Regions from separate parts of the Homo sapiens genome. Here region 2 is linked to region 1. A link is an interaction called in ENCODE POLR2A ChIA-PET data of the cell type or tissue named here. Cell type or tissue: A673. All regions are shown on one strand. Each heading gives the region's core, and the rest is flanking DNA. Links, peaks and the distances in the headings are about the cores only. Region 1 has its middle 10 kb from the start of ENPP7. Region 2 has its middle 42 kb from the start of RBFOX3.

Region 1 (15,292 bases), core at 4,149-12,148:
TTTGGGGTGTGCTTGAGGCCGGCGCAGATCTTGGTGGCTCGCAGGTCTGGGGTCCGTGGTTCTGCAGGTTCTCCTGTCGGCCCCTGGGGTTGTGCGAATTCCTGGTCCTGTTCACCCTCTTACCTGCCTGGGCCTGGTCTGGAGATGGCATGAAAGGTCTGCTCCTGCTCCTCTCAGGACATCCCAGCCATGCTTGGGTAACTCTTCCTTTGGTTTTTGGCTCTGTACCTCAATCCCGCTTTGCTGGGGAGCTCCTTGGGTCACCCCACGTATGTTTCCATTTTCTCTGCGATCTCATAGAGCACTTGGATGGAAAGGGTGTGCGGTGGTTGATTGTAGCTCGTGGCTACAGGACATTTCCTTCAGTCCGTGGGCACTGGGCAATAGCCACGATCTCACTGAAGCTTGGAGGTAGTTCTTGAGGTAGGACTTAGTACAATCCTCAGTTTACAGGTTGGAAACTGAGGCAGAGAGCGGTTAAAATCACTTGGTGACTGGAGGAGCTGAGCTGGAACCCAAGCGTTCTGGCTTCCGAGCCCCAGTGTTCAGCTTCAGCTGCTTCAAAAGGCAGCAATTTACCAGCCTTTGTTCACTTGGGATTCTATTGTCAGGCTTTGGGTCTATTGACAACATTTTATTTAAAAAATGGTGTAGTCCAGCCTGGCCAACGTGCTGAAAACACATCTCTACTAAAAATACAAAAATTAGCTGGGCATGGTGGTGCGCACCTGTAATCCCAGCTACTTGGGAGGCTGAGGCATGGGAATTGCTCGAACCTGGGAGGAGGAGATTGCAGTGAGGCAAGATCACACTACTGCACTCTAGCCTGGGCAACAGAGCGAGACTCTGTCTCAAAAAACAGAACAAAACAAACAAACAAAAATAATGCAGCTGTGAGTATCTTGACACCACTGACTTTTTCCTTTTCTTTCTTTCTTTTTTAACCTTTGCCTTCTTTCCTTGGGGTACAGTGCTTAGAGAAAGGTTATTGGACAAAGGATGGAAAAGCTACTTGGCTGTTATGATCAGATGGCTATCAGGTGACAGACCCTCTTCTCGACCTAACTCTACTCCACTAAGCCTTCAAGGCGCTGACCTTGGGCTCTGTCCTCGGCTTCTTTAGTTCGGGTTTAGCAAGAGTCCTGCTGAGTCAGTTTAGTGGAAATCCTATGTGATCACCCTCAGTATTTGATCAGATTCCTCATCCTCCACTCTCGATATCTTGTTACCCTGGCCTGCTTTCAGGAAGATTTCTGCTGAGTTGGCCGAGTAAGCATCCCGTCTCCTCAATGTCTCCTCTTAGTCATTTTCCACCCACCCGGCACACTTGCTCCTGGACTGCATGTCCTACTCGTCCTTGGTAGAGTGAGACTGAGCCCAATCTGGCTCTCCTACAGCTAAACCCCATTGTGGTAGCCCCCCTGGAATAAGGTCTTCCTACCTGTCTTTAACAAGAGTCATGAATACTTTTTTTCTTTATTTTAAAAATTATTATTGTTATTATTTTTTGAGACGGAGTCTCACTCTTTTGCCCAGGCTGGAGTGCAGTGGCATGATCTCAGCTCACTGACACCACGCCTGGCTAACTCTTGTATTTTTAGTAGAGACAGGGTTTCACCATCTTGACCAGGCTGGTCTTGAACTCCTGACCTCATGATCCACCCACCTCGGCCTTCCAAAGTGCTAGGATTACAGGCATGAGCCACCGCACCCGGCCATATGATTATTATTTTTAATAGAGATGGGGTCTTGCTATGTTGCTCAGGCTGGTCTTGAACTCCTGGACTCAAGCGATCCTCCCACTTCAGCCTCCCACAGTGTTGGGATTACAGGTGCGAGCCATGACTCCCGGCCAAATGTTTTTTCTTTAACACAGGAAAGGTTGAAGCAGTTGATAGCACCAGCAGCCACGAGTTAATGTAAATATCCCCTCTGCCCCACCCCGTGCTACCTTTATTGGGTTTTATCTTTTTATTCCTTTTCGATAGTGTCATAGGCGTGTAAAGATATCTTAAAGTATCAAGCCAGAGAAACTGGGAGATTTTCCATGTCATGATTTCTTGTCTCTAACTCCCCATGTGAGGACTTTTATTATCCTCGACCACTGATTAAGTGGGTTCTTCAGCACTGAATTTTGTGTGTGTGTGTGTGTGTGAGACAGGGTCTCGCTCTGTCGCCTAGGCTGGAGTGGAGTGGCATGATCACGGCTTGCTGTAGCCTCTATCTCCCGGGCTGAAGTGATTCTCCTACTTCAGCCTCCCGCATAGCTGGGACTACAGGCGCACACCACCACACCTGGTTAATTTCTTTTTTTCTTTTTTTTTTTTTTGAGACGGAGTCTTGCTCTGTCGCTCAGGCTGGAGTGCAGTGGTGCGATCTCGGCTCACTGCAAGCTCAGCCTCCCGGGTTCACACCATTCTCCTGCCTCAGCCTCCAGAGTAGCTGGGACTACAGGCGCCTGCCACCATGCCCAGCTAATTTTTTTGTGTGTGTTTTCAGTAGAGACGGGGTTTCACCGTGTTAGCCAGGATGGTCTCGATCTCCTGACCTCTTGATCCTCCCGTTTTGGCCTTGCAAAGTGCTGGGATTGCAGGTGTGAGCCACCGCACCCGGCCAATTTTTAAATTTTCAGTAGAGACAGGGTCTCCTTATGTTGCCCAGGCCGGTCTTGAACTCCTGGGCTCAAGTGATCCTCCCACCTCGGCCTCCCAAAGTGCTGGGATTACAAACATGAGCCACTGTGTGCAGCCCAGCGTTAACTCTTATGGTTTAATTGGTTCCTTATGTATGTTGCAATGCATATTTTTTCCTTTTTTTTCTTTCTTATTTATTTATTGAAAAACAGAGACGGGGTCTCTCTATATTGTCCAGGCTGGTCTTGAACTCCTGGGCTCAAGTGATCCTCCCACCTTGGCCTCCCAAAGTGCTGGGAATACAGGTGTGAGCCTGGCTACAATGCATATTCTTTTGAATCTATACTTTTGGAATATATTTTTTTTGATAAACATTTGTCCTTTATATCTGTCAGCTGAAATTTCCCCCATCCACTTCATGCTGAGCATGTGGAGTCTGGCCACAATGCACATTCTTCTGAATTTATACTTTTGGAATATATATATATATATTTTTTTTTTAGACAGAGTTTCCCTCTTGTTGCCCAGGCCCCAGGCTGGATCGCAGTTCACTGTAACCTCCGCCTCCCAGTTTCAAGCGATTCTCCTGCCTCAGCCTCCCAAGTAGCTGGGACTGTAGGCTTGTGCCGCCACGCCCGGCTAATTTTTGGATTTTTAGTAGAGGCGGGGTTTCACCATGTTGGCTAGGCTGGTCTCTAACTCCTGACCTCAGATGATCCACCCTCCTCCGTCTTCCAAAGTGCTGGGATTCTAGGCGTGAGCCACTGTGCCAGGCCTAGATTATATTTTTTGGGTAAACATTTGTCCTTTATATCTGTCACCTGAAATTTCCCCATACTCTTCATGCAAGCCTTCAGGTAGACGGTGAGGTCAGGCTCTCTGAAGCAGGGGCCTGCCATATTAGCTCATCATGGTATCACCAGAGCCTGGGAGAGTGTCCAGCACAGCATAGGTGCTTAATGCATCTTTGTTGCATGAGTAAATAAATTAAGAGGACAAATGCATGCAAATATCTAACATACTTTCTGTTTTGACAGAACTTTTTATTTTACGACAGTTTTAGGTTTGCAGAAAAATTGCGAAGACAATATAGAGTTCCCACGTTCCTTGCACCCAGTTTCCCCTGTTATTAATGTTGACTATTAGGGTGGTACTTTACACAATTAAGGAGCCAGCATTGATAAGTTATTATTATTATTATTTATATTTTCGAGACAGAATTTCACTCGTTGCCCAGGCTTGAGTGCAATGGTGCAATATCCACTCACTGCAACGTCTGCCTCCAGGGTTCAAGTGATTCTCCTGCCTCAGCCTCCCAAGTAGCTGGGATTACAGGTGTGCGCCACCACGCCCGGCTAATTTGTTTTTATTTTTAGTAGAGATGGGGTTTCGCCATGTTGCCCAGGGTGGTCTTGAATTCCTGACCTCAGGTGATCCACCCGTCTCAGCCTCCTAAAGTGCTGGGATTACAGGCATGAGCCACCATGCCCAACTGATAAGTTATTATTATTTGAAACAGGGTCTTGCTCTGTTGTCCAGCCTGGAGTGCGGTGGCACAATCTCTGCTCGCTGCAGCCTCAACCTCTTGGACAACGAATGCATGGTATTCGGTCCTTGGGTCTCCTCAGACTCCTCTTGGCTGTGACAATTTCTCAGCTGTTCCTTGTTTTTGATGACATTGACAGTTTTGAGGAGGGCTGGTCAGGTGTTTTGTAGAATGTCCCTCAATTAGGATTTATCTGATGTTTTCCTTATCGCCAGGCTGGGGTTATGGTTTTTGGGGAGGAGGTTTGCAGAGATAAAGAGCTGTTCCTGCCTGGCCGGGCGCAGTGACTCGCGCCTGTAATTCCAGCACTTTGGGAGGCTGTGGAGGGTGGATCACCTGAGGTCAGGAGTTCGAGAACAGCCTGGCCAACATGGTGAAACCCCGTCTCTACTAAAAATACAAAAATTAGCCGGGCATGGTGGCATGCAGCTATTTGGGAGTCTGAGGCAGGAGAATCGCTTGAACCCAGGAGGTGGAGATTGCAGTGACCCGAGATCACGCCATTGCACTCCAGCCTGGGCAGCGAGTGAAATTCCATCTCAAAAAAAACAAAAAACAAAAAACAAAAAGCAACCAAACAGGAGGCGTTCCCACCAGGTCACATCAAGGCACACGCTATCAACAGGGCTTATCACTGGTGACGTGGCCTGGGTCACGCAGCCGAGGAAAGTCACGGGTGTCTCCCTGGAGGTTGCTGTCTTTCCTGCCCTCCACCCCCTTCATACCCTGTTCTTTGGAAGGAAGGCCATGCATGCCACTCACGCTCACGGGGTGAGGGGTCACGCTTCTGGACAATGGAGTGGCTGCATAGACTACTTGGAATTCTGTGTGGGGGTTTGCCCCCCATCCCATTTATTTATTCATTCAGTGACTCGTTTATGTCAGTATGGACTGATAACTATTTTATACTTTGAGTGGTAATCCTGTATTTCTCTATTTTGCAGCTCCAATTGTTCCACTTTTGGCTGCTGGGCAGTCTTTCAGATGGCTCCTAATCTGTTTCACGTTTCCCTGCAGTGTGTGCAAATGTGTGTGTGTACGAGTGCGCGTGTCTGTGTGCAAGTGTGTGTGTGTATGCATGTATGTTTGTGCATGTGCGTGCATGCATGCATGCGCGTATGCATATATGTGTGTGAATGCGCGTGTGTATGTTTCTGTGTGCAAGTGGGTGTGTGCACGTGTGTGCATGTGTGCAAGTGTGTGTACATGTGTGCATGTGTGGATGTATGTGTTTTGAGCACTATAAGATGCTCCAGGCTTATCTTATATATTTCCTCTGCCCTAGAATCCAGCATTTCTCAAGGAGCCCTGGCTTGTTTTATTGGAGATGTTATTAGAGATCAAGATCTGGGAGGTGTGTGGGCTCCTTGTTACCTGGGTGGGGGGCAAAGCATTCGTAAAGTCGTCATTCCAGTGTCCTTGAAGCTGAGGACTCCTCACCTAAGGCAGATGGATGTGAGCTTAGAGAGGTAGGGCTGATGGCCACTGTGGGTGCAGTGGTTATGGGCAAACCAGTGTCTGTAGGGGAGAGGGCTCCTCCTTATGGACACATAGGAAAGTGTTTATTCACTGCTTTTCTTGCTTAGGGGGCTCTGGGTGCCCAGCAGGACTTGATCCCAGAGGCCTCCTTGTCCTTGGGACCGGGTGGATTTGACGCTTGCACGGGTAGAGATTGCCCCATGCAGATGAGCCATGTAGGGGGCTCGGGCCCTAGGGACCCAGCCTCTGGGCCAGGGGCTGGCCTGCCCAGGCCTGCTGGTGTCTCAGCTGGTGGCCGAGGGCCATAAGGCAGGCATTGTCCTCCACAAGGTCAGCTTTGCCGCTAACTTCCTGTTCTCATTAATAACCTGATACAAGGAATTCTATTGCAATTGTTTATGTGTCTCTCCTACAAGGCTGTGAGCAGCACTGTATCCCGAGCTCCTGGTCTGATGCCTGGCACACAGTAGGTGTTTAATAAATGATTCTTCAGTGCATAAATGAAAGAGAACGTGGGTGAAGTTAGCATGGTCAGGACCATTGCAACTGCCTTCTGACCGGTCTCCTTGCTTCTCCTTAGTCTCCAGGCAGCAGTTGGAGTGATACAGTAATGGGAATCACTCTCTTCCGTCTCTGGCCAGGGTGCAGCCCCAGACTGGTGCTTCCAGGGAGCCCTCGATGCCCTGGTGAGGGGGGTGGGCTTGGAAGCTGGGCACTTACACCTGTGGGTCGTCGCCAGTGTTGGAGTAGCGGAGGCATCGAGTCCCCTCCCCTAATTTTCCACCATGTCTAATGGTACAATATTGGGTCTCAATGGGTCTCTCCTGCCTCCAGTCCAGTGCCCTTTTGTGGGGACCATTACTGGCTTTTGGGGACCCTGAAGGAGGAATGGCCTGGTTATGCAATTTGGCTGGAGTGGAACGTCCCCGTGAGGACATGACAATGAGTCCTCCCCAGCAGGCAGATGCCAATTGCAGTGGTGACCACACTTGCCGTCTGGGAGGATTCCAGGTGAGTCCCTGGTGTGGGGGCTGGGGTGGGCTCTCCATCCTCCTATCCCTGGGACAAGTGTGTGGGGGACAGCGGGGGCCACCAGGAGCCACAGGAGACAGGCCCAGGCTCACCAGCTCTACTCTGGGACCGGCTGGGCCCCAGGAGGGCTGTGATCTTTCATGGCTATGATGTTAGGAGAGAGACAAGGACCAAGGATGGTGATTCCTTCCCAAAGGGCCACGGTCGTCCAGTGAGGCCGAGCAGGGAGGAGCTGAGAAAGGCAGCCTCCCTCCTTTCTCCCTCTGTCCACCATCAGCATCAGCTCTGTTGCCCAAGGGGGTCGTCCTCTGCAGGGGCTGGGGCTTGTAAGCAATGCCCCCCGCCCCCACCTGGCAGTGGTTACTCTCCGATTCCTGGGGCCTGCCCGACCTTCACTGCAGCAGGGTTTTATGAGCGGCCTCACCACTTTATCAATTGCTGTTGCCTTTTATTACTTCTCAGGGGCTTTATCTCAGCGGCTGCCTTGCCTCCCGGCTAAATGAGGATTAATTTTTTAACAGGATTATGTGCTGTGGGTTAGCTGTACTCTCTGGGGACGGCCAGGCGCTCCCCTCCCTCTTAGCCCCTCCCTCCCCCCAGGCCTCCCTCGCTGGTTTGCTGGGAGCAGGGGCTCCACGTGGGGACCCCAGGAGCTGGGGGCTGCATCATTCCAGACTCTGGGATGGGGGTGGGGTGTCGAGGGCCGGAACTGGACTCTGGGTGGTGGAGACATCCTTGGGCAGGGCCTGCCCTGCGGGGTGAAGTTCCTTTAGAGGTTTCGGCCACTTCTTGAAGGACGCCAAACTTGGCCACTGAGGAGCTGGGAGTGGGGAGACATGGAGCAGGAGCAGGAGCAGGGGGACATGGGGAGAGAAGGATGGGGGCCACCTTGCCAAGCCCGCCTGCCCCAGTATCTCAGAGCAGCACAGCCTGAACATGGCCAGCATCAGACTTTCTTGGTCCTTGTCCTGGAACACAATTTCAATTTTCCACCAAAGTTTGATAAAGGTGAGCCTGTTCTCACCCCTCCTGTGTCTATCGCCTGGAGGACAAAACCCAGGATCCCACCTCCAGCTCTCTGTGCCACCATCTCCTTCACAAACCAGAGGGAGGCCTCCTTCTTTGCCCATCAGGAAAGCCTCTGCGTCAGTCCAGGATGGGCCTCCAGACACCAGTCTAGGGGGCTTCTCCCTGTTGCCCCAGGCAGAGCTGAGGCCCTTGTGGCTTTCCCTTGTGATTCTTCTGTTGGGCCTCCTGTCCCCTCTGGAGTTATGAATTTGTGGGTGTGCTTACCCACCCACTGTGGGCCCCTGAAAGGGACACATTGATACTGCATTCATATCTAGGCGCGTGGGAGGTGCCAGGCCTGTTTACTGAAGGAGTGATGAATGGATGGATGAATGAATGAATGAATGAATGAATGAAGGGATGAATGCATGAGGGAGAAAGGGAGGGGGTCATTGGCTCCCTGCAGGGGCCCAGGGCTGAGTTGTTCACAGCTCCCTCTTCCCTCGGCTGAGCCCAGGACAGGCTGGCAGCTGTAGGCCTGGGATGTTTGAGCAGCAGCCTCGTGGGCAGCTGGGTTGATGGGGTGAGGTCCTGGCCAGAGGGGAAACTGTCCCTCTTTGGGTCTGGCTTCTGCTCCGGAGTTCCTGCTTTGCAGGTGTGTGCAGACCTGGCTTAGCTGATGTAATGAATGACCACATGCTGAGTGGCTTCAAGCAGCAGTCATGCATTCTGGTGTCCTGGGCGTCCTTGGCTTGTGGCTGCATCCCTCCTGCTTAGCCACCATCCTCACGAGGCCTTCTCTGTGTCTGTCTGTATGACTCCTATAAGGACACCAGCCCTTGGATGTTGGGCCTGCCTGAATAATCCAGGATGACCTCATCTCCTCATCCTTCACTTAATTCCATCTGCAAAGGCCCTCCATCCAAAAAAGGCCATATTCACACATTCTGGGAATTAGGACAGGGTCATATCATTTTGGGGGACCACGCTTCAACCTATAAAATACCCATATGCTTGACGACCCACCTTCCTCCTCTCTGGAAGCCTGTGTGCTCACACCTAGAATTTCCAGGTGTGAGTCTATGCCCATCTGTGACCGTCCTGTGTCCTGTTTTTTTTTTTTTTTTTGAGATGGAGTCTTGCCCAGGCTGGAGTGCAGTGGCGTGATCTCGGCTCACTGCCAGCTCCACCTCCTGGGTTCATGCCATTCTCCTGCCTCAGCCTCCTGAGTAGCTGGCACTACGGATGCCTGCCACCATGCCTGGCTAATGTTTTATATTTTTAGTAGAGATGGGGCTTCACCGTGTTAGCCAGGATGGTCTCGATCTCCTGACCTCGTGATCCACTGTCTCAGCCTCCCAAAGCGCTGGGATTACAGGCGTGAGCCACCACGCCCGGCCTGTCCTGTGTTTTTTTTACATTTATTTTTTGAGACAGGATCTCGCTCTGTCACCCAGGCTGGAGTACAGTGGTGAGATCACGGCTCACTGTGTAGCCTCGACCTCCTGGGCTCAAGCCATCCTCCCATCTCAGCCTCCTGAGTAGCTGAGACCACAGGTGTGCACCACCACGCCCAGCTAATTTTTAAAATGTATTTGTAGAGACAAGGTCTCCCTGTGTTGCTCAGGCTGGTCTTGTACTCCTAGGTTCGAGGGATCCTCCTGCCTCAGCCTCTCAAAATGTTGGGATTACAGGCTTGCCTGGCGTGTCCCTTGTTTATTTGTTCATGCGTACCACTCCTGGGTATACGCCCAAGAGAATCGGAAGCAGGGTCTCAAAGAGATACTTGCACACAGGTGTTCATAGCAGCTTATTCACAAAAGCAAAAATGTGGCAACAGGCTGGGCGTGGTGGCTCACGCCTGTAATCCCAGCATTTTGGGAGGCTGAGGCGGGTGGACCACCTGAGGCCAGGAGTTCGAGACCAGCCTGACCAATATGGTGAAACCCTGTCTCTACTAAAAATACAAAAATTAGCCAGGCATGATGGCAGGCACATGTAGTCCCAGCTACTTGGGAGGCTGAGGCGGGAGAATCGCTTGAACCCGGGAGGCGGAGGTTGCAGTGAGCCAAGATCACGTCACTGCATTCCAGTCTGGGCGACAAGAGGGAGAATCCGACTTAAAAAAAAAAAAGTGGAAACAACTCAAGTGTTCAATGGCCCCAGCTGCCTATGACATGACAATGAACTCCAAGGTCCTGAGGCTGATTTTGAGGAGCACCAGAATGGGGAGGCGCCTTCACCCCTGGAGAGCGGGGCACAGGCAGGGCCGGACAGAGAGGTGCAGGCTCAGTGCAGCCCCTGCCTCTGGGGTCTCCACACAGCAAGGCCTGAGTTGTAGTCTCTGGGGGCTCAGGCCCTGGTGCAGCTTGGGGGCCACTGGGCAGTAGTGGGGGGTTCTGTGGCTCTGTCCGGTCCTCTTTGTGATTTTGGGTGATGCCCTCTGTGAGCAGCAGGAGTTTAACAAGCCCTGTGCTCTGCTGGGCTCCGGATGGCACACAGAGGCTCCTCCATTCATGCTGGGGTCCCTGTAAACCTGTCGCAAGTGGAACATATCCTGTCAAAAATGCATTTACCGGCCGGGCACTGCGGCTCACGCCTGGGATCCCAGCACCTTGGGAGGCCGAGGCAGGCAGATAGCTTGAGCTCAGGAGTTTGAGACCAGCCTGGCCAACATGGTGAAACCCCGTCTCTACTAAAAATACAAAAATTAGCTGGGCGGGGTGGTGCGTGCCTGTAATCCCAGCTACTCGTGAGGCTGAGGCATGAGAATCGCTTGAACCCAGGAAGCGGAGGTTGCAGTGAGCCGAGATGGTGCCATTGCACTCCAGCCTGGGCGACACAGTGAGACTGTATCACAAAAAAAAAAAAAAAAAAAGTGCATTTAGTGTGCCTAACCGCCCGGCCAGCTCAGCCCAGCCGACCTCAGATGTGTGCTCAGGACACTCCCATTAGCCTCTAGGTGGACAAAATCAGCTCACATGAGGTCTGCTTTTTTTTTTGAGACGGACTCTCACTCTGCCACCCAGGCTGGAGTGCAGTGGTGTGATTAGAGCTCACTGCAGCTTCAAACTCCTGGGCTTAAATGATCCTCCTGCCTCAGCATCCCAAGAAGCTGGGGCTACAGGTATGTGCCACCACGCCTGGCTAATTTTAAAAAAGTTTCGTTTTGTTTTGTAGAAATGGGGTCTCGCCATGTTGCCAAGGCTGGTCTTGAACTCCTGGGCTCAAGCCATCCTCCTGCTTTGGCCTCCTAAAGTTCTGGGATTACAGGCGTGAACCATTGTCCCCGGCTCACGAGCTATTTTTCTAATCAAGTGTTGATTTTCTTGTGCAATTTGTCGAACACTGTACTGAAAGTGAACATGGTGGTGTGGGACTCAAGTGCCGTTGCTGCTGAGTTCTGGCCGCATTCTTACCATCGTGGAGTCAGAGGCCGTCGGTGGAGCCATCCTAAGGCAGGGCCATCTGTGTAGGAATCTGCTGTTTGCAGAGATTTTTGTTGGTGATCACCAGGCTTGGACTCTGAGAACCTTGGAGGAACCCAGAGGGGAGCATGCAATGCGGAGTGGGACGTTCACTGGACCAGGGAGGTCGGGCCGTGGTTAGGAACCTGGGGGAGGAAGAGCTGAGGGGGTTGGGGGTCTGAGCTTTTCTCAGTGGCTCAGCCACGACCCTGGGCTACCCCTGCCCCAGGCCTCCCTTCTGTGCCTATGAGCTGGGGGTGATCATTAGTGTCCCCTCCCCCAGCAGGTAGGGCTATACCAGGCACAAGGGGGAGGCTTGCCGCATTCCCACTGAGGACAGACCACCCGGGAAAGCACTCGGACAGCCTCGGGGAAGATGAGGGTGGGTCCAGGAGATGCCAAGGGCAGGCCCTTGGGCAGGTTTTTCAACAGTGCCTCTGCCCCGCCACCCCTGTGCCCTTGCCTGTCACCACAGGGTCTGGGAGAGGAGAGCCACATGGCTCAGCATGGCCAGGGGCAGGCTAGACTGTCATGCTGCAGAGGACCCACCGGGGCCCAGTGTGACAGCCCTCCCCCTCCCCTTGGGACTCCATGGCCTGTGCTGTCCTCCTGCCCAAGAAGTGTCCCTCTGAGGCATCTCGGGTCCTGGTCCGTCCTGCTCACCCAGGGCCAGCAGCCCCCAGGAGGCCCATGGTAAGAAGGAGGGTGAGATATAAACAATTTCCCCCTCCTCTGCCGAAGGCTCTGGCGTCAGCGTGCTTTGCATGCAGCAGCCTTTTCCCCGGGCAGCGAGGGCCTGAGTGGGCGCCTCCCCCACCGCCTCCTGGGTGTCAGCCCCACACTGCCCCACGGCTCTACCCCTGTTCAGAGCCACTCAGCCCCCGGGAAAGGTGGCTGGGTCACGAGTTGGGGATACGAGGGGGGTCAGTGCCTGCTAGTTGGCGCCAGAAAACCACCTTTGCTGGACTTGGCATTGAGGGATGGCAAGGGGGCCTCGGAGACACTCTCCTCCCTCTGCCCTGTACCCCCAGGGTACCCGCGGTCACTCAGTTCCTGACTGCCTGCTTTGGGCTGGGATCCCAGGACCCACCCTCTCCCGGCTTCTGCTGAGCCATGCCCTCCGGTGGGGGGGTCCCCTGCCTGGTGCCATGGCCTTGCGAGTGTCACTCAGAGCCCCTGCTGCACGGAGCCGCACTGTGGGTTTCCTTTCCTGTGTGGACCTGCAGAGAAGCTGCCTTGTTGCTGTCCCCTCATTGCTGGGGTATAAATCCTCGTTGTCACTATCTTCTTGGCCCTCTGCCACCAGCCATGGACTCTGGGGACACTGGGGACTCAGGCCTGGAATTTTCCCCAAGGTTTTTCCTAGGTGTGTTGGTGTAAACAGGGTCCCCTCTTGCCCCAGAGGCTGAGCTCCCATGGGCAGGGGGAGAGTGGGAGCAGCTGTCTGAGTGCCAGGCTGCGGGGACAGGGTCTGGGATTTCCTGTGGAAACGGTGAAGAGTGCCCGCCCCTGCCCTGGCTCCAGCCAGCGTCTGGTCGCCCTGGTGGGCAGGGAGTGGCAGCTGCAGAATGCACGAAGGAGGTGGGTGGGGTGGGAGTGGCTTGTGCTGACTTTGTCCAAAGGCCAGAGGTGTGGTGGGGCCCCTGGACACCGTGTGGCTAAGGGCTTCTCTGTTCACCAGGGCTGTTATCACAGAGTCTTTCCGGAGAGCCTGCAAGGGTCTGCTATCTCCAGAAACGTCTATTTTATAGGCACCTGGATGTCTACTGTGTCCTGATACGGAGGAGAGGACATGCTATGGGAGATAACGTGGCTACCTTTGGCCACGTCAGGTGGATAAGAGATGGCCAACAGGTCACTGCAGGGCCTGCTCCCCCTTACCTCCCCCATCAGGGGACAGGATCTCATGTGTGTGTGTGTGTGTGTGTGTGTGTGTGTGGCGGGGAGGGGTGTCCCTCTGGTGCAGTCCTTGGGTAGGAAAACACCTTGATGTTGGTCCCAAGGCCATCGGTGTTGGCCTCATCATCACCACCTTCAGTCTCTGGACAGCAACAGGCTCCACTGAGCAGGTGCCCTGTGACACCTGGTGCGTTGGAGGGTGGGGCTGAGCCCCGGTGAGCCAGGACCTGCCAAAAGATCAGGGGGAAGAGCATAGACCCCCCTCTACCAGCCCCGGAGCCCCACGAAGGAACATTCGGGCCGCCCCAGTTTGAGCCATGAGTTGTGTCCACGGCAGCCTCGCTTCCTTTGCTGGGCCTTGGCGGCGATAACGCCTGAATCTGTGCAGGTCTCAGGTGAGCCTTCTCCAGCTCAGCCTCTGTCACCTCATGGGTCGCCTCGGTTCCCGGGCATTGATTCAGCACCTGCTGAAGGGAAACCAGAGAGGCCAGTCCTTGCTCCTGAGGACTCAAGGGTCTGGATGTGGGTGGAAACCTACACCCCACAACGCTCCCAAACGATGAACGCAGCGCAGGGCCTAGGCTCACTCCCGGGATGTGGGGCACAGGGCCCGGAGCCCATCTGGATGAGAGAGCACCGTGCCCTCCATGGGCTGGAGGGACGGGGGGCCTTTGGTGGCCGGTGAAAGCGTTTTGCCAGCTGAGAATATTCTTTTTGCTGGCCGCGTCTAATCTGGTTTCTGGGGAAGATAAGAGGAGGCTACATCAGCAGATGCCTGTCACCGTGGACTAAGAGCTGGCTCAGGGAATCCAATTCCAGCTCAGAACCTGGGGCCCAAGGAGCCACTTGAGGCCATGTCTCTGTCTCTTTTTGGACTCGGGGACTCTGACCATGGTTGTGGACTCTCCCTAGAAAATATGCACACATAGCAATTTGCTGACCTGTCCTGGGAGCTCAAGGGAGGCCCAAGGCAGTGGGGCTGGGGGGCAGGGAGCAGAGAGGCAGGGCCGGGGCCAGGGGAAAGAGGAGAGGAGAGAGCACGGGGGTCCTGTCCCCTTGAGGCTGCCGTGCAGGGGCTGGCTGCATTCTGAGGCTGGAGGAACAGCTCTGCCTTGCAGAGAATTAGCACAGCCTGCCTGTCCGGCCGCTTCACTGTGGGTTGGCTCCCGTGCCATTGAGGATGGCGAAGGGGGAGGAAGGGTGGTGATGAGGGAGGGAGGGTCCTGATGTACCACCTGCTCCCAGATGGCCAAGGTGACCCTCCCCAGCGTCCCCGAGCTTCGCAGGCATGTAGGGGAGCCTCGGAGGGCACATCCGTTTGCTGTTTCTGCTGTTACACGTGACCACAAACTTAGCGGTTTAAAACAATGCAAATGTATTTATTTTTCCTCTTTTTTCCCCATGTAAGACAGGTAACGTGCCACTGTTCTAAAGACGTTTCACGTCCCACGCAAGAGTGTGAAAACCCCCTCATCACACATATCAGCCACAGAAGGATCAAAACAATGCCAATTTATTATTTTAGAGTTCTGGGGGTCAGAAGTCCCATGGGGCCGCGCTGGGCTAAAGCCAGGGTGTCAGCAGGGCTGGCTTCTTCTGGAGGCTGGGGGCAGATCCGTCTCCTGGCCTTTCCCGGCTTCTGAAGGCCACCGCGTTCTGGGCCTCAGTCCCAGGCTGGGGCGTCACCACACCCTCTGCTTTCGAGCCACGTCTGCTCTGACCCCCGCCTCTCTCTCACAGGGGCCCTTGTAATGCCATTGGGTTCACCTGCATGATCCTGGGGAGTCTCCCATCGCAGGACCCTCGGTCACACTGGCAATGTCCCTTTTGCCATGAAAAGTCACCCATTCACAGTCCCGGGATTAGGATGTGGGCCTTTTGGGGGGCACCATTCTGCCCACTGTGGAGGGTGTGTGGGAGCGACCAGACCTCAGGGGGGCTGTCATATTGACCTCATCCCCAGCACAAAGTCCAGGAGGGCTGGCGTGAGGTGTCCAGGATGCTGGAGCTTGGTGGGGGCTGCACAGGGACTCTGCTCAGGCACCCAGCCCCAGCGTGAGGGGCCCATGGCTGTGGGCGCAGCAGCCACAAGGGAGAAGCAATGGCCCCCTCGACTTTCCTTCCCTAAACTCGGATCCCCTGAAACAGAGAGGTGAGGCTCAGGGGTGAAGGGCAAGCAACTTCTGCAATAAGATTTCCATGATGCCTGATCATGTCTGTAAGAGAAA
Region 2 (15,292 bases), core at 4,550-12,549, 68 kb after region 1:
TGTCTGTTCATATCTCTTGCCTACTTTTTAATGGGGTTGATTTTTTCTTGTAAATGTGTTTAAGTTCCTTATAGACTCTGGCTATCAGACCTTTGTCAGATGGATAGATAGCAAATTTTTCTCCCATTCTGTAGGTTGTGTGTTCACTCTGATGATAGTTTCTTTTGCTGTGCAGAGCTCTTTAATTAGATCCCATTTGTCAATTTTTGCTTGTGTTGCGATTGCTTTCGGTGTTTTTGTCATGAAATCTTTGCCCCTGCCTATGTCCTGAATGGTATTGCCTAGATTTTTGATTTTTGATTTTTTTTATTTTAGATGAAATCTCATTCTGTCTCCCAGGCTGGAACGCAGTGGTGTTATCTTGGCTTACTGCAACCTCTGCCTTCCAGGGTCAAGTGATTCTCCAGCCTCAGCCTCCTGAGTAGCTGGGATTACAGGCGCCCGCCACCATGCCCTGTTCATTTTTATATTTTTAGTAGAGATGGGGTTTCACCATGTTGGCCAGGCTGGTCTTGAGCTCCTGACCTCACATGATCTGCCCGCCTCAGCCTCCCAAAGTGCTGGGATTATAGGCTTGAGCCACTGTACTCAGCATAGATTTTGATGGAAATCTTGATAGTGGTTCCCTTTAGGGAGGAGAAAGGTGGGAGGCTGGGGGGAAGGGGAGGGAAGAGGGGCCCTCCAGGGATCTGTGTATTCTATTTCTCCATCTCAGTGGTGGTTGCCTGGATTGTCCACTCTGACTATTCATTGAGCCTATACTAATTATTTGTGTACTTTTGAGCATATGTATTATTTTCTTAAACAAAGCAGTAACAAATATAAAGTCTGATCCCAGGCCAGAATCACTGGATCAGTCTCTGGGGAGTGGGGAGGGTCCAGCATGGGAGGTTTCGTGGTGTCTGGGGTGTGGCTCTGATGTATGTCAGGGTCACCACCTGCCCTGGCCTATGCACAGCCCTCCCTTCTTCCCACTCTCGCTCCCCACCTGCCTATCTCCTTGACCTTTCTGTTCCTTGAACTTGCCAGGTGCTTTCCCGCCCCAGTCTTTTGCACCTGCTGTTCTTTGGGCTCTGAGTGCTCTTTCCTAGCTGGATCCAAGTCACCCCCTTAAAGCAACCTTCCCTGCCCTATCTATCCACAACAGGCCGCTTGACCCAGATACCCTCTGGTACATCATCCTGTTTATTTCATTTATTATTCTAGAGACAATGCCTGTGTTCACCAAATTCTATTTCTTTTTCCGGGAAGATTTAAAGGAGGACTCTATTTTCCAGTCTCCCTTGCAGTGAGGTCAGGGTTAGGGGGTTGTAGACGGAAGCAATGCCTTCCACTTCCAGATGTTGTCACGGGCCCCCGCGTGGTCCACACTCCCTGTTCCTGTGCGGTGACCAAGGCGGCCACTCACGTCAGTAGGAAGGGCTCAGGGATGTGAGGAGCCTGGGTCTTGGTGTGACCACTAGGAGGAGCATTGCCAAGAAGAGCTGCCCGGACCACACTCGACTGTGATATAAACAAGAAACAAACCTTTCCGCAAACCTATGAGATGTGAGTGTGTTTTCTACTGCAGCAGAACCTACACTATCCCAGTGCAGGAAGCGCTCATTGCAAATGGAGGTTATCTTGTTGAGTAAGTGACTTGCCTGTAGGCTTCCTGTCTGTGTCTTTGTCTAGAATATAAGCTCTTGTTTCTGTGTTTTCAGGGCCGATGAATGAGCACGTGCCTGGCACACAGTAGGGGCTCAGCAAAATTCTCCTGAGGCGATGACAGTGCAGCACTCGGTGCTGTGCCAAAGGGATGATGGAGGCAGAGATACTGGCCTCAGGGGAGGAGGCAGTGGAATGGAGAGGGACCATTTGCATCTTAGCTCTGCACAAGCGACAGCTTCACTGTTCTGAGCTGCAGTTTCTCCATTAGTAATCAGTGCCTATTCCAGGCAGGCAGGATACTGGCCACGGTGATGGGTAGAATTATCCATGGGTGCAGGTGTGATGGAGTGCACATGCAGGAAGAGAGAGAAAGAGAGAGGGAGAGAGGGAGGGGTGGAGGAGGAGGAGACAGGGAGGGAGAGAGGGAGAGAGATGGCGGGAGAGAGGGAGAGAGGGAGGGGTGGAGGAGGAAGAGACAGGGAGGGAGAGAGGGAGGGGTGGAGGGGGAGGAGACAGGGAGGGAGAGAGAGATGGGGGAGAGAGGGAGAGAGGGAAGGGTGGAGGAGGAGGAGACAGGGAGGGAGGGAGAAATGGAGGAGGGGACCATTTCACTTGGTTAAATTAGGAAATGGGGAACAGAGTGACTCCATGCTTCCTTCTAAGTCATCCTCTGTTTTCTTTCTTTTATGGGCACTGCAAGTCCTTCCCTTTTATAGTAGCAAATTCTCCTGGACTTAAAAAAACCACGAGTAAAGTAAGTCCTGTGCTGCTTGTGTTGGGGCCACTGAAACTCAAGGGCCTCATTTGTCATTCTTACAGAAGAACAGACTGTTCTCAGCCAGTGTCTCTCTCTCCACTAAAGTGAGCCTGGGGTCGTTTCGTCTTGAGGGACTCTGTCCTGAAGATGCCCTCTGTGTCTCCAGGAGGGCCCAGGGCCATACTGGGCCTTCTCCTTGGTGTTACTCTGATGCATTTGCCTGAGAGAGCTTAAGCCTTCTTTAAAAACGGAGGGAAACATCCGTGTTCATTGCTTGGCAGATGCCTGGGACCTGCATTGTAACCTCTGCATTCTTTCCTGTAGTTTAAGGCTGATTTTTTGTGGTGACCCACTGCATTTCACAGCAGAAGCCTGTTGGGTGCTCCAGGTGTCCAGCTCTGTTCTTCATTTTTGAGACAGAGTCTTGCTCTGTTACCCAGGCTGGAGAGCAACGGCACGATCTTGGCTCACTGCAACCTCTGCCTCCCAGATTCAAGCGATTCTCCTGCCTCAGCCTCCTGAGTAGCTGGGACTACAGTTGCCTGCCACCATGCTTGGCTAATTGTTGTATTTTTAGTAGAGACAGGGTTTCACCATGTTGGCCAGGCTGGCCTTGAACTCCCGACCTCAGGTGATCCACCTGCCTTGGCCTCCCAAAGTGCTAGGATTACAGGCGTGAGCCACTGTGCACAGCTCCAGCTCTGTTCTTTATGCTCACTTCTAGAATCCAGCCTCAGAGTTGATGTGTGTGGCTGGGATGTTGATAACATGCTGGGAGTGTGTGGGGGTGGGGTGGGGGACTTGGATGCTTAAAGACCTGCTGCAATCTCCCCCTTAGCTGGTAGGACAGGCCACTGAGGATCAGCTCAGAGGAGAAGGCTTCCATTTGCCGTGTGGCTGCTTCCTCCCCATCCTCTCCCTTCTCTCCTTCCTCCCCTTCCTCCTCATTCTTCTCCTCTTCCAGGGTGCAGTGGGGGAGCCATTGAAGGGCTTAGGGTGGAAGGTGACATGGTCAGATCTGCCTTCTGAAAAGGCCCTCCTACCTGCTGTGTGGAGACCCTGTTGGAACAGGGCAGAGGGAGTGGATGCAACAGGAACAGAGGTCAGCAAACTACCACCCACAGCAAAATCCGGCCTACTGCCTGTTTTTGTCTATAAATTTCTCTTTTCTTTTCCTTCCTTCCTTCCTTCCTTCCCTCCTTCCTTCCTTCCTTCCTTCCCTCCCTCCCTCCTTCCCTTCTTTTCTTTTCTTTCTTTCTTTTCTTTCTTTCTTTCTCTTTCTTTTCTTTCTTTCTTTCTTTCTTTCTTTCTTTCCTTCCTTCCTTCCTTCCTTCCTTCCTTCTTTCTTTCTTTCTTTTCTTTCTTTCTGTCTCTCTCTCTCTCCTTCCTTCCTTCCTTCCTTCCTTCCCTCCTTCCTTCTTTCCTTTCTTCTCTTCCTTTCTTTCTTCTCTTCCTTTCTTTCTTCTCTTCCTTTCTTTCCTTTCTTGGCTCACTCTGTCACCCAGGCTGAAGTGCAGTGGTGTGATCTTGGCTCACTGCAACCTCCGCCTCCCACGTTCAACCGATTCTCCTGTCTCAGCCTCCCGAATAGCTGCGATTACAGGCACACGCCACCATGTCCGGCTAATTTTTGTATTTTTAGTAGAGATGGGGTTTCACCATGTTGGCCAGGCTAGTCTTGAATGCCTGACCTCAAGTTATGCGCCCACTTCTGCCTCCCAAAGTGCTGGGATTACAGGTGTGAGCCACCGTGCCCGGCCTTGTCCATAAAGTTTCATTGGCACACAGCCTCGCCCATTAATGTGTGCATTGTCAATGGCTGCTTTGGAGACAAGGGTAGAGTGGAGGAGTTGCAGGAGAGACAATGTGACCAGAAATGCAGAACAGATTCACCTCCTGACCCTTGACAGCAAGTTGGCCGGCCCCTGGGTTGAAAAGCTGCCTTCCTTTGGGCTGTTCACAGAGCAGAGCTGTGACAAGGACGTGGGTTCTGGTGGTTTGCTTGAGAGTGATCTCAGAAGCAAGAGTGCGGGGGAGGCAGTGAGGCAGGGACGGGGAGCCCAGCCTAAAGCTTCCCTCGGGGTCCCTGCAGAAGGCTCTGGGGCCATTCTGGAAGGCCTGCAAGAAGGTAGAGAATGGCATCCAGAGGTTTAGGGGCTGAGGTAAGCAGGACTAGGGGCTGGATGGGTCAGGCGGGTCGGGCAGTGGGAAGGTCGAGAATGTCTCCCATGAGTGTGACTGGTGTGGGGCTGGGGTGAGGAGGCATTGGCTAAGTCAGGAGTATTGGTGGACACCCCATACTGAGGGATGATTTTGAGGTCAGATTTGGACATCCCTTGACCACACTGACTGTTCCAGAACCTTCTTATAGAGAGATCATGGGCCATACCTGCTTTCTACCTCATAAGAGTCTCAGTGAGTCTGGAGCTGTACTTCATTCTCACACATGGGTGTTTTGGAAGCAAAAGGCACAGCCAGTCCCTGTCAGGGTCAGTAAAGGCCACCAATGGCCTCCTGCCGGCTCAGGTCAAGTTTTGCTGCCAAATGAGTTTTACTGCCAAAATTAGAAGGTAAAACTTTAGGCTTTCAGAGCTTTTGGAATTTTTGAATTTAGGATAAAGGGTTTGGACACATAGTCACAGCTTACATTGGTTGAGGACTTTCTATTTGACAGTTACTGCAATTTTTATGCATTACTTCATTGAGTCCTATAGATGGCTCTGGGGGGTGGGAACGTGGTTATTTCCCTGGGCACACAGCCTCAAGGTCACCTGGTCAGGGAGTCCAGGAACTGAGACATGAACCTAGGGCCTGGCCACCGTCAGTGACTTCCCTGTCTCCCGCTTTTTCCCCCTGCGGACTTAGGTCAGACCTGTGCCCTCTTCGTGCTGGTCCGGGTGCAGGGCTTTTCCTGTGGCCCCAGGGACCAGTGCAGGACACAGAATAGCACTCAGCAGAGTGGACTGACCTGAGCTTCCACCCGACATTTAACTCACGGCCCGGTGTGTTCATCTACTTGGGTGCTTTCCCTTCCAACAGCCTCGTCGGGAAGCTAAGCCTCAGACTCGTGCTAATGGCATGGTCCAGTCGCTTTGGAACTCTCCTCTAGAATCCCATTCAGACTGTACAGTTTATTCTGTTTTTCCTGTCCTTCCGCGGAGTCAGATCTTAGTCCTTAGACGGTAGGCTCGCTTTGTGGAAGCAGCCAGGAGGCATTTGCATAATGTTGCTTCAGAGAGAGGGAGAGGCCCATAAAGCGATGAGACCCATTTTCTCCTTGTGGATTTTACGTTGGCTCTGAAGGCCACCTCTCAAAGTGGAATTCCCAGATGTTCCAAATGAGATAGCATTTTAAAAAAGGGGCCCTCCCCTGCAAGGTGCTAAAACGATTCTGAAGGACAAAATTCTGCTACCTGGGTAAGTCCAGTTCTTTTTGTTTGGAAATCAGGTCATTTTGTTAAAGTTAGAGCTCCTTAATAGGGACTCCTTCCCTTACACCGAGGGGCTTGTACCTGGGGGCGGTTGGTGCCCATGTCTATTTGAATTCTCCAGCTGGGCCGTAGACTTTTTGATCTGTAGAGTTTTCAATGTCTTCAGAAAAGGATCAGGAACATGGGCTGAGTCTTTTAGACATGCCCCAGCCAAGGTAACCTTTTCTAATGCTTCTTTCATTTGCTTAGGTGTGTCTGGAACTCATTTTCCAGTGTCTTCCCTTTCCCTGCTCCCTGACCTCAGTGCCAGGCCACCTGCCCTAGAAGAGTCTTCCCACTGTGAAAAAATTCTTTGGAGGGTAGTCTAGAGGGGCTCAGGGGCTGGAGAGTCCGAAAGCTGGTCAGAGACTGGCTGTGCTGGTTGTTACCCACCCATCTTGGGGTAAACACAGCCTCTCCGGTGCTCGATTTACCAGTCTGTGCAATGAATGAGTGGCTTGGACCAGAAAACTGGAAGGCCTTTGCAAGCTGTATACGTCCACAATTCCCTCTTTCTTTCATGCCCTTGTTTATCCTTTTAGCAAAACTGCTTGCTTTAGATAACCTACTTTGTGGAGATGAAAAAAAAAAGAGCAGTATTTCTTTCAAAATCATACTGTTCAGGTGACAAACCAAACAACTTGTATGAATTGGTGAGACTTTCCAGTACAGGTGCCCTAACATTTTATTTTTATGAGTTTTTAAAAAGCTGAATTAACTTTTTTTTTTTTTTTTTTTGGTGGTAGAGACAGGGTCCTGCTATGTTGCCTAGGCTGGCCTCAAACTCCTGGTCTCAAGCAAGACTTCCACCTCAGCCTCCCAAAGTGCTGGAAATCCAGCTAACTTTAAAAAAAAAACCACGACATGCAAATAGTTTTAAAATTGAAATTATGCTCCAAATTTATAATAAACACCAGCATTCTCTTTCCCCCTTCCTACTTCTGCCTATTCTTCTACTGCTAGCTGTTTCTTCCGGAATTAACCTCTGCATTTCTGAACATTGCTTATACACTCGAAGCTATCGATTCATTATTTTTACACTTCATCTTTAAGCTTTCTTTTATGGTAGATCGGGTTTTTATCTCACTTACACCTAAACAATGAAACCTCAATCTTCGTTAAATCTACATTAAGGTTTTTCTTACTATAACAATGATAACTGTAACATTTTTCTTTTTTGTTGTACAACTTTCTGTTTATCCTGGAGTTAATAATGGCTTAGGGTTTTGTACACCTTCCAACATGCCTTTTCATACAACCTTCCACGTAGTCAACACATCTTAGCCCTCTTTTCTGCCTGGGGAAGTTGTCCTGGGGCCCTCAGACCTGTGCCCTGGCACTCACAGGTTACTGTTAAGGCAGCTGCAGGGCTCTCATCCAGGACTTTTCTTTGCTCAACCCTGTGCCGACGTGCATGTTCCTGGATCTAGCAGCTTTATCTTTTTGTTTACTGCTTGGCCTTAGTGGAGCACATTCTCTTATAATATCCTAAGCCTCTTTATTCTGTTCTCATGTTCAGTTAACGAGTCTGGTTGAGTACAGAATCCTGGGTTTGAAATTATTTTTACCTAGAATTTCGAAGGCATTTTTTTTCCCACTAAATTCTGATTTCCATGCTGCTGTAGAAAATGGTGATGACATTCAGCTTTTGATCCTATTATATGGCCCCATTTTCTTCTCTCTGGAAGCTTTTATCCTTGGTGTTCTGAAATGTCATAAAGGTGTGCCTATAGTTTTCATTGTTTGGACACTTGGAATGGTCTTAAACCTGAAGACTTAATGCCTTTCAGTTCTGGGGACATTTATGGTATTATTTCTTTGATAATTTTATTCCCTTAATTTTCTCTGTTCTCTCTGGAACTTCTGTTTATCAAATGCTGGAACTCCTGGCTTCATTACCTAACTCTTCAGTTAAAACAAACAAAAACCGACTGTACATTTCTTTGCCTTTTTGTCCTGCTTCCTGGGAAATGTTCTCAATCTTTCTTTTTCCCTTTTCCCTTTCCTTTCCTTTCCTTTCCTCTCCTCTCCTCTCCTCTCCTCTCCTTTCCTTTCCTTTCCTTCCTCTCTTTCTCTCGTTCTTTTCCCCCTCCCCTCCCCTCTCCTTTCCTTTTCCTTTCCTTTCTTCTGCACCTATCCCACACTCTCTTTCTCTCTCTCTCTCTCTCTTTCTTTCCAGACAGGATCTTGCTTTGTCACCCCAGCTGGAGTGCACTGGTACAATCATAACTCACTGCAGCCTTGACCTCCTGGGCTCAAGCATCAATTTTATTTTCTAACACTTCTATTGACCCCAGCTTATGTTATTATATTTAACTTGCAAACATTCTTGTTCTCTATTTCTTCTTGTTTCATGGATGTAGTATCTTTTCTCATCTCTGTGACAATATTAATGGATTCTTTGAAGTTTTCTTCTCTTTGTAAAGCATACACTTGTACTAGTTATCTATTACTATGTCACAAATTACCCCCAAACACAATGGTTTAAAACAGCAAATGGCTTTTATCTCACAGTTTCCATGGGCGGGGGATCTGGTTGGGCTTAGCTGGGTGGTTCTGGCTTGGGGTGTGTCGTGAATTTGCAGTCAATATGTTTGCCAGGGCTGGGGGCATCTAGGGCATGACTGGGGATGAAGGATCTGCTCCCAAGCTCAGCCACTTGGTTGCTGGCAGGAGCTGCAGTTCCTCGGCACGTGAGCCTCTCCATATGGCTGCTTGACATGGCAGGTGGCTTCCCTCAAAGCCAGTGATGGGGGGTGGTGGAGGGGGGGAAAGAGAGAGAAGAGAGAGAGAGAGGAAGAAGACAGAGAGAAAGACAGAGAAGGAGAGGGAGAAGGATGGACAGGGAGAGGGAGGGGGAGACAGAGAGAAAGGCAGAGAGAGAAGGAGAGAGGGAGGGAAAGAGAGACAGGGAGGGAGGGGGGAGGGGGAGGGAAGGAGGGAGGGAGAGAGGCGGGGGAGGAGAGAGAGAGACAGAGAGAGAGAGAGAGAGAGAGGAAAGGGGGCAAGAGAGAAAAGGAGAAAGGGAGAGGACAAACCAAGATGGAAGCTGCAGCATCTTCTGTAGCTTAATCTCGGAAGTGCCATATCACCAGTCACATTGCATGCCACACTCCATCAGTCACAGAGACCAACCTGGAACAGTGGGAGGGGACGGCCCGGGGGTGTCACCACCAGAAGGCAGCCATTTTGGAGTCTGGCACCACAGAACATGATCCGCATCTTCCCCTGTCTGTTGTTTTGGTTGCTGTTGTCCACTGGAGACTTTTCTCAACTCTCTGGCGCTGTCTGTCTTTCCCCTTATGTTTAAGACCTGCAGCATCGAGCTGATGGCCAGGAGCTCACAGACCCTCTCTATCTAGGTTCCTCCAGAAGCCAACCCTGAGCCAAGGCTTGGGGGAAAGCAGTTTACTGGGGAGGTGGAGGAAGCCCTGGTAGGGGAAGTGGGCACGTGGACCCTGGAAGGGAAGGCCGCCAAGAAGGGGTGCATCACCAAACCGGCGACTTGGTGACTCAATCCTGCAGTGCGTGTGTTTGGAACTCAACCCTGCAGGGACCTCTGAGGAACAGTGCAGAACACACACCTGGAATCCCCTGCCTGGATGGCGCTGGCGGAGCTGGGGTGTTTATGCCCCACCTCAGGCGAGTCCCGGGTGCAGGGCTCTTGGAGAGGCCGAGGGTAAAGGCCAGGACCCTGTCACCCCCACGAGAGGCAGAGCCATCTTCTGAGGTTTTAGGAGAAGCTTCAGGCATGGAGATGCTGGTGCCACCCTGGAGCCTGCAGGGCGCTTGGAGATGCCGGGGACTGGTGGGCGCTGACGTCGATGGCAGTCTTCCCTCGGGGGCCATGGGTGGACAGCTGCCTTTCTACTGTGACTCCTAAGTGTCGGTGTATTTATAGGTCTGTTCTCTGGGGAGCTTTAGTCTCTCCAGAAGTGCATCCTCTGATCTGCCTGGGGTGGGTCCTGGGTTCTGGGGTGGGCAGTGGAGGGGCCGGAGACTTCTGTTTAATAGTCCTTCAGTACTGTGCTTGTCCCCTGCTCTGTGAGCCTGGCATCCCTGAGCCCCAGGTCTCTCTGGTTCACGTCCTAGTGGAAATGCGCCTCAGTGGGTGGGAGAGCGGCGTGGCTGCAATGAGGCTGGCAGGGTGCAGAATCCTTATGAGAACCCCCAGTGCCTTGGCCTCCCCTGGGCCTTTAAAGTACCCAGGGCCTCTGCTTTCCCTGAGTTTTGGAGGTTCCTTAGGGCAAATCAACTTGCTTGCCATCAGCAGCCCCGTCCCTGGCCCACCCCACAGGTCCCTAGCTCTGCCCTTCTCCCTCGGCCCGGGCATCCAGCATTACTCTCTAATTCATTCTGTTTCTGCTTCTTATCTGTTTTGGGTGATTAGAGAGAGAAAGGAGTGGAAAAATCGAATCCCCCCAGTTTAGTTGGGGATAATTCACCATCAGTTGTTGGGAACTTCCAGCAAAGCTTTCCCTAGAAACATTGTTTTTATGATGAGAGGTCCTTGCACAGGCACTGATATGGTTTGGATCTGTGTCTCTGCTCAAATCTCATGTTGAAATGTAATCCCCAATGTTGGAGGTGGGGCCTGGTGGGACGTGATTGGATCAGGGGGCCGGTTTCTCATGAATGGGTTAGCACCCACCCTTTGGTACTGTCTTCCTGATAGTGAGTGAGTTACTGTGAGATCTGATTGTTTAAAGTGGGTAGCGCCTCCCTCCCTGCTTGTTCCTGCTCCACCATGGAAGATACCTTGCTTCCCCTTCGCCTGCCTCCATGACTGTAAGTTTCCTGAGGCCTCCCCAGAAGCCAAGCAGATGCCAGCATCATGCTTCCTGTACAGCCTGCAGAACCTTGAGCCAATTAAACCTCTTAAAAAATTACCCAGTTTCAAGTATTTCTTTTTTTCTTTTTTGAGGTGGAGTGTTGCTCTGTCGGCTGAAGTGCAATGGCGCTATCTCCGCCCACTGCAACCTCCGCCTCCCAGGTTCAAGTGATTCTCCTGCGTCAGCCTCCCCAGTAGCTGGGATTACAGGCCTCCGCCATCATGCCTGGCTAGTTTTTGTATTTTTCGTAGAGACGGGGTTTCACCACATTGGCCAGGCTGGTCTTGAACTCCTGACCTCAGGTGATCCACTCGCCTCGGCCTCCCAAAGTTCTGGAATTATGGGTGTGAACCACTACACCTGGCCAAGTATTTCTTTATAGCAGTGCAAGAACAGACTAATGTAGGTGCATTCAAAGTTGTTGGGTGAGTCAGGATAAACCAGGTTCTTCTGTGCTAACAAACAAGCCCAGGCATCTCACTGGCTTGTCCCAGTAGATGTTTATTTCTCAGCTGGTCATGGTGGCTCACACCTGTAATCCCAGCACTTTGGGAAGCCAAGGTGGGAGGATCACTTGAGGCTAAGAGTTTGAGACCAGCCTGGGCAATCATCAAGACCCCATCTCCACCAAAAAATAAAAATAATTAGCCAGGCATGGTGGTGTGTGCCTGTAGTCCCAGCTACTTGGGAGGCTGAGGCAGGAGGATCACTTGAACCCATAAAGTGGAGGCTGCAGTGAGCTGCAATTGTAGCTCTGCACTCCAGCCTGGGTTACAGAGTGAGACTATGTTTCAAAAAAAAAAAAAAAAAAGACATTTTTCACTCATGCTAAGCTGATTGAGCTGTCTTCCTTATCCTGTGGCCATGGCATCTGGAATGTAACACCACAGGTGGCTGTGGTGGGGCATAGGTGTGGGTGGGAGAGGCTGGAGCAAGAGGGTTTTAAGGGCCAGGTGTGAAACGGCTTGTATCATTTCTGCCCGCAACCCACTGGCCACAGGGATCCAGCATCCTGCAAGGGAGGCTGGGAAACCTTGATGGCGTGGGGACATTTGGAGAGCAGCCCCAGCCCCTGCCGGAGTTATGTAACCGCTTCCATACCTGGCCATGGCTCTGAGGGGTGTCCTTGGACCCTAATACCAGGAAGTACTGCCATGCCCCCATCGGCCCCAACGAGGCAGAGGTGGCCAGGTCCTGTGGAGGGATGACAGAGTCACAGCCACAGCTAACATCGTGGAGTACTTGCTGTTTGCAGGGCTTGCTGGACATGCTTCAGGCACAGCCTCCTTACCAGCCTCTGCAATGGGGCCACGCCTGTCCCCACAATGCTATTGCAGGGGTCTGGAGAGCTTGGTAACTGGAGAGCAGGATGCAAACCCAGGCATCTGTTTCATACCTCAGCGGCCCAGTTCTTGGGTGACCTGCCTCTGGGGAGGACGTGCCCGTGAGTTAGGTCCTGACTGTGCAGCCTAAGCTAAGCTCTAGGTCTCCATTACCCACGTCATCTGCACCGCTCCCTGTCCTGCAGGTACTCTTGCCAGTCCCATGCTGGCCATGAGCAGAGCTCATCTTGAGTGTCCCTGACCACATTCATAGGCCCATCCAGTTCGTCTCACACTGTCTGACCATGCCTGATGCTCCCAACTCTGAGAACTGTTGCTTCGGAGGGACTAGCAGTGCCCACTACTGCACCCCCAGACCAGCTCTGCATCCACCACTGCACCCTGAGATGGGCTCCGTGTCCCCTGCTGGACCCCCAGGAGGCTCTGTGTCTCCTACTGCACCCCCAGGTGGGCTCTGTGTCCACCACTGCACCCCCAGGTGGGCTCTGTGTCCACCACTGCACCCCCAGGTGGGCTCTGTGTCCACCACTGCACCCCCAGGTGGGCTCTGTCTCTACCACTCCACCCCCAGGTGGGCTCTGTGTCCACCACAGCACTGGCCCTGGAGGTGGGAGACAGGTGTGAGTTGGGGGTGGGGCAGGGTGACCCGGGCCATTGGAGAGTGGGGTGGAAGGTTGGGGAGGAGGCAGGGGTCAGGTGGATCGAAGCCCTGAGCCACAAGGCCCTGGTCATGCGCTGTGCCATGACCTTGTGCAGTTAGGGGCAGCAGGGCCTGTGGGCTGGGGTGCTCTGTGTGGCATGTGCTTCTCTGGTGCTCCCACAGATGTGGGATGGCCCCAGGCTCCCGGGGCTGGGGGAGATGGCAGAGAGCTGACTCTGGGCCAGAGATTTCCCAGTGCCGGGAAATGGAGACAGTGTGGAAGCAGCTATGTTTAGACGTAATTACTCTGTCTTGTGCAGAGGTATTAAGGCATCCTCCCCGGCAGTTGCATGAATTAGCTGGAGGCATTGCTGACATGAGTGGCAGCTGCTGTGCTGTGGGTCTCATTGCTGCTTTCCTGTGCAGAGACCTCGCACTGCGTTGAGGCAGAGGAGGGTCAAAGGGGCAACTGGAGGCTATGGGAGAGAGGAACTCACCCATTTTCAGGGGAATGTGTTGTTCCTGGGAGCCATTCCCATGGATGTGTCAGGCTTTCTGCAGGCGACACCGGTGGAGTGATGCTGACAGCGGCTGCTCAGTTCATGGTTGTTTATGAAAGGTGCCCTGTTGCTGGGCATGGCTGGGCACGGCTCTAGGCATCAGGGCTACAGCTCAGCCATGAGCAGATGAAGTCCTCTCACTCATTCTAGTGCAAGGAGATCACACACACACACACACACACACACGGCAGTGAAAATGTCACAGAGGAAATAAAATCAAGGAGGAGAGGTGGGGTTGGCCTGTCCCCTGTCCCCTGGCTCCACTGCTGGGCTGGGGATGCTGTAGTTGTACACTGGGCCATCCTCTCTGCTAAGGCCAGGCAGTGCAAAGGCCTGAGTGAGGCCAGCAAGTGAACTGTGTGGGTATCTGGGGAAAAGCAGGTCAGGCAGATGGATCAGCACTTGCAAAGGTCATGGGGCAGAGGGTGGCTGGCAGGACAGAGGGACAGTCAGGGTGCTGGCGGCAGAGCAGAGCCAGACAGGAGAGATATTGGGGTTGGGGGTAGCAAATGGGCAGGTCAGGTTTGGTCTTTGTGATATGGGTGATATGGTTTGGCTGTGCCCCCACCCAAATCTCACCTTGAATTATAATAATCCCCACATGTCAAGGGCAGGGCCAGGTGGAGATAATCAAATCATGGGGGCAGTTTCCCCCATATTGTTCTCATGGTAGTGAATAAGTCTCACAACAGCTGATGGTTTTATAAGTGTGAGTTCCCCTGCACACACTCTCTTGCCTGCTACCACATAAGACATGCGTTTGCTTCTCCTTTGCCTTCTGCCATGACTGTGAGGCCTCCCCAGTTATGTGGAACTGTAAGTTCATTAAACCTCTTTTCTTTATCAATTACCCAGTCTGTATTAGCAGTGTGAGAACAGACTAATACAATGGGACTCATTTTTCTTTTTCAGTTTTTGGTTAAACTTCTCATGTCACGTTTTCTGACAACACCTTCCATTGTACCATCTGTTTCTGAACAATACCTGGGACATTGCAAACTTGTTCTGCAAGAATACCCTGGGTCTCAGTGTGTGTGACAAGGGATGGAAGGTGAGTTTCCTAAGAAAAAAATCAATTGTACATTTTGGGCACATGCATGACAGATCACGGTGTCTTTCTGGGGAAGGGAGTGGCTGGGGGTTGGGGGTGAGATACAAGATCCCGAAGCCCACTAACTGTGAAAGGGTGGAGGGGGAGAGGCCAGGAGACCAAGAGAAGATGTGGATCTTAGTGCAAGGGAGAGAGTGGGGAGAGAGGTGGATGTAAAGAGAGGAAACAGTTTTTGCGGGAGGTGCAGGAGCATCCATCTAAATCAAGGATGTCGAATTATTGCAGATTCCTTTTGAGTCCTGACAAACTTCACAGGTTGGTTCTGGGCCCCTCCATGGGGGTGTCTCAAGGTTCCCTCTACTTTACCCCATCTGCCTGCCAGGTGAGGGCTCCTCTTCTGTCAGGTGAGGGCTCATTGCAGGCTAACCCCGCTTCACTCCTTCTGCCCTGGCCAGGCAGCCCTGTGCCTTAAGTGAAGGAGGCCGCTGCGGTCCAGGCAGCAAGTGTTTAAGGGAAAGACGGTGAACTGGATGATGCCAGGGATGGGCTGGGCAGTTGGGTGATGCCAGGCCTGGGCTCCCTGGGCTGGACTGGGAAGTTGGCAGACCCAGTGGCAAGTGTAGGGCTGGAAGCAGGGGATGGAGAGAAGGGGCAGCTGGAAGGTATGAGGTCTTAAGAGGGTCCTCAGGCAAGCCTCGCTTAGAAGGTGACATTCAGCATCATCTTGAAGGGTGGGGAAGAGGCATGAGGATATCTGAGGAGGATTATTCCAGGTAGGGGCCACCAGAACTGCAAGGTCTCCGTGGCCAAAGTGTGCTTGGCATTTGGTGGCGCATAAAGAGGCGGTGTTTCTGGCGGGTGGCTAGTCAGGAGGAGGAGGGTGGGACTGAGGGGTGGGGCACACCACACAGGTGCACTTGCTGGACATTGCACGCAAGGTTTTGGGGTTCTGAGCAGAGGAGGGACATGAACTGACCTAAGAATGAGCG

What was found. ChIA-PET counts read pairs that join two places held together with the same protein. Peaks named below come from ENCODE experiments on the same cell type or tissue, not always from the same donor. Only the 100,000 strongest peaks of a DNase experiment are listed, where the experiment ranks them.
Region 2: POLR2A ChIA-PET joins it to region 1 with 15 read pairs; 2 of 35 experiments call an interaction of 5 or more read pairs at or near these places.

What each region holds. Positions count from the first base shown.
Region 1 is chr17:79,713,001-79,728,292 of GRCh38, reverse strand. It overlaps the pseudogene LOC124904133. Among named protein-coding and RNA genes, the nearest start is that of ENPP7, 10 kb to the left of the region's middle. RefSeq lists enhancers at 1-471, 10,916-11,415. In A673, for the core only: a CTCF peak has its summit at 5,732; a DNase peak (open chromatin) is centred at 7,172.
Region 2 is chr17:79,645,207-79,660,498 of GRCh38, reverse strand. It overlaps a transcript of RBFOX3 not described here. Among named protein-coding and RNA genes, the nearest start is that of RBFOX3, 42 kb to the right of the region's middle. In A673, for the core only: no CTCF peak of the experiment used is centred there; no DNase peak of the experiment used is centred there; H3K27me3 peaks cover 4,946 bases.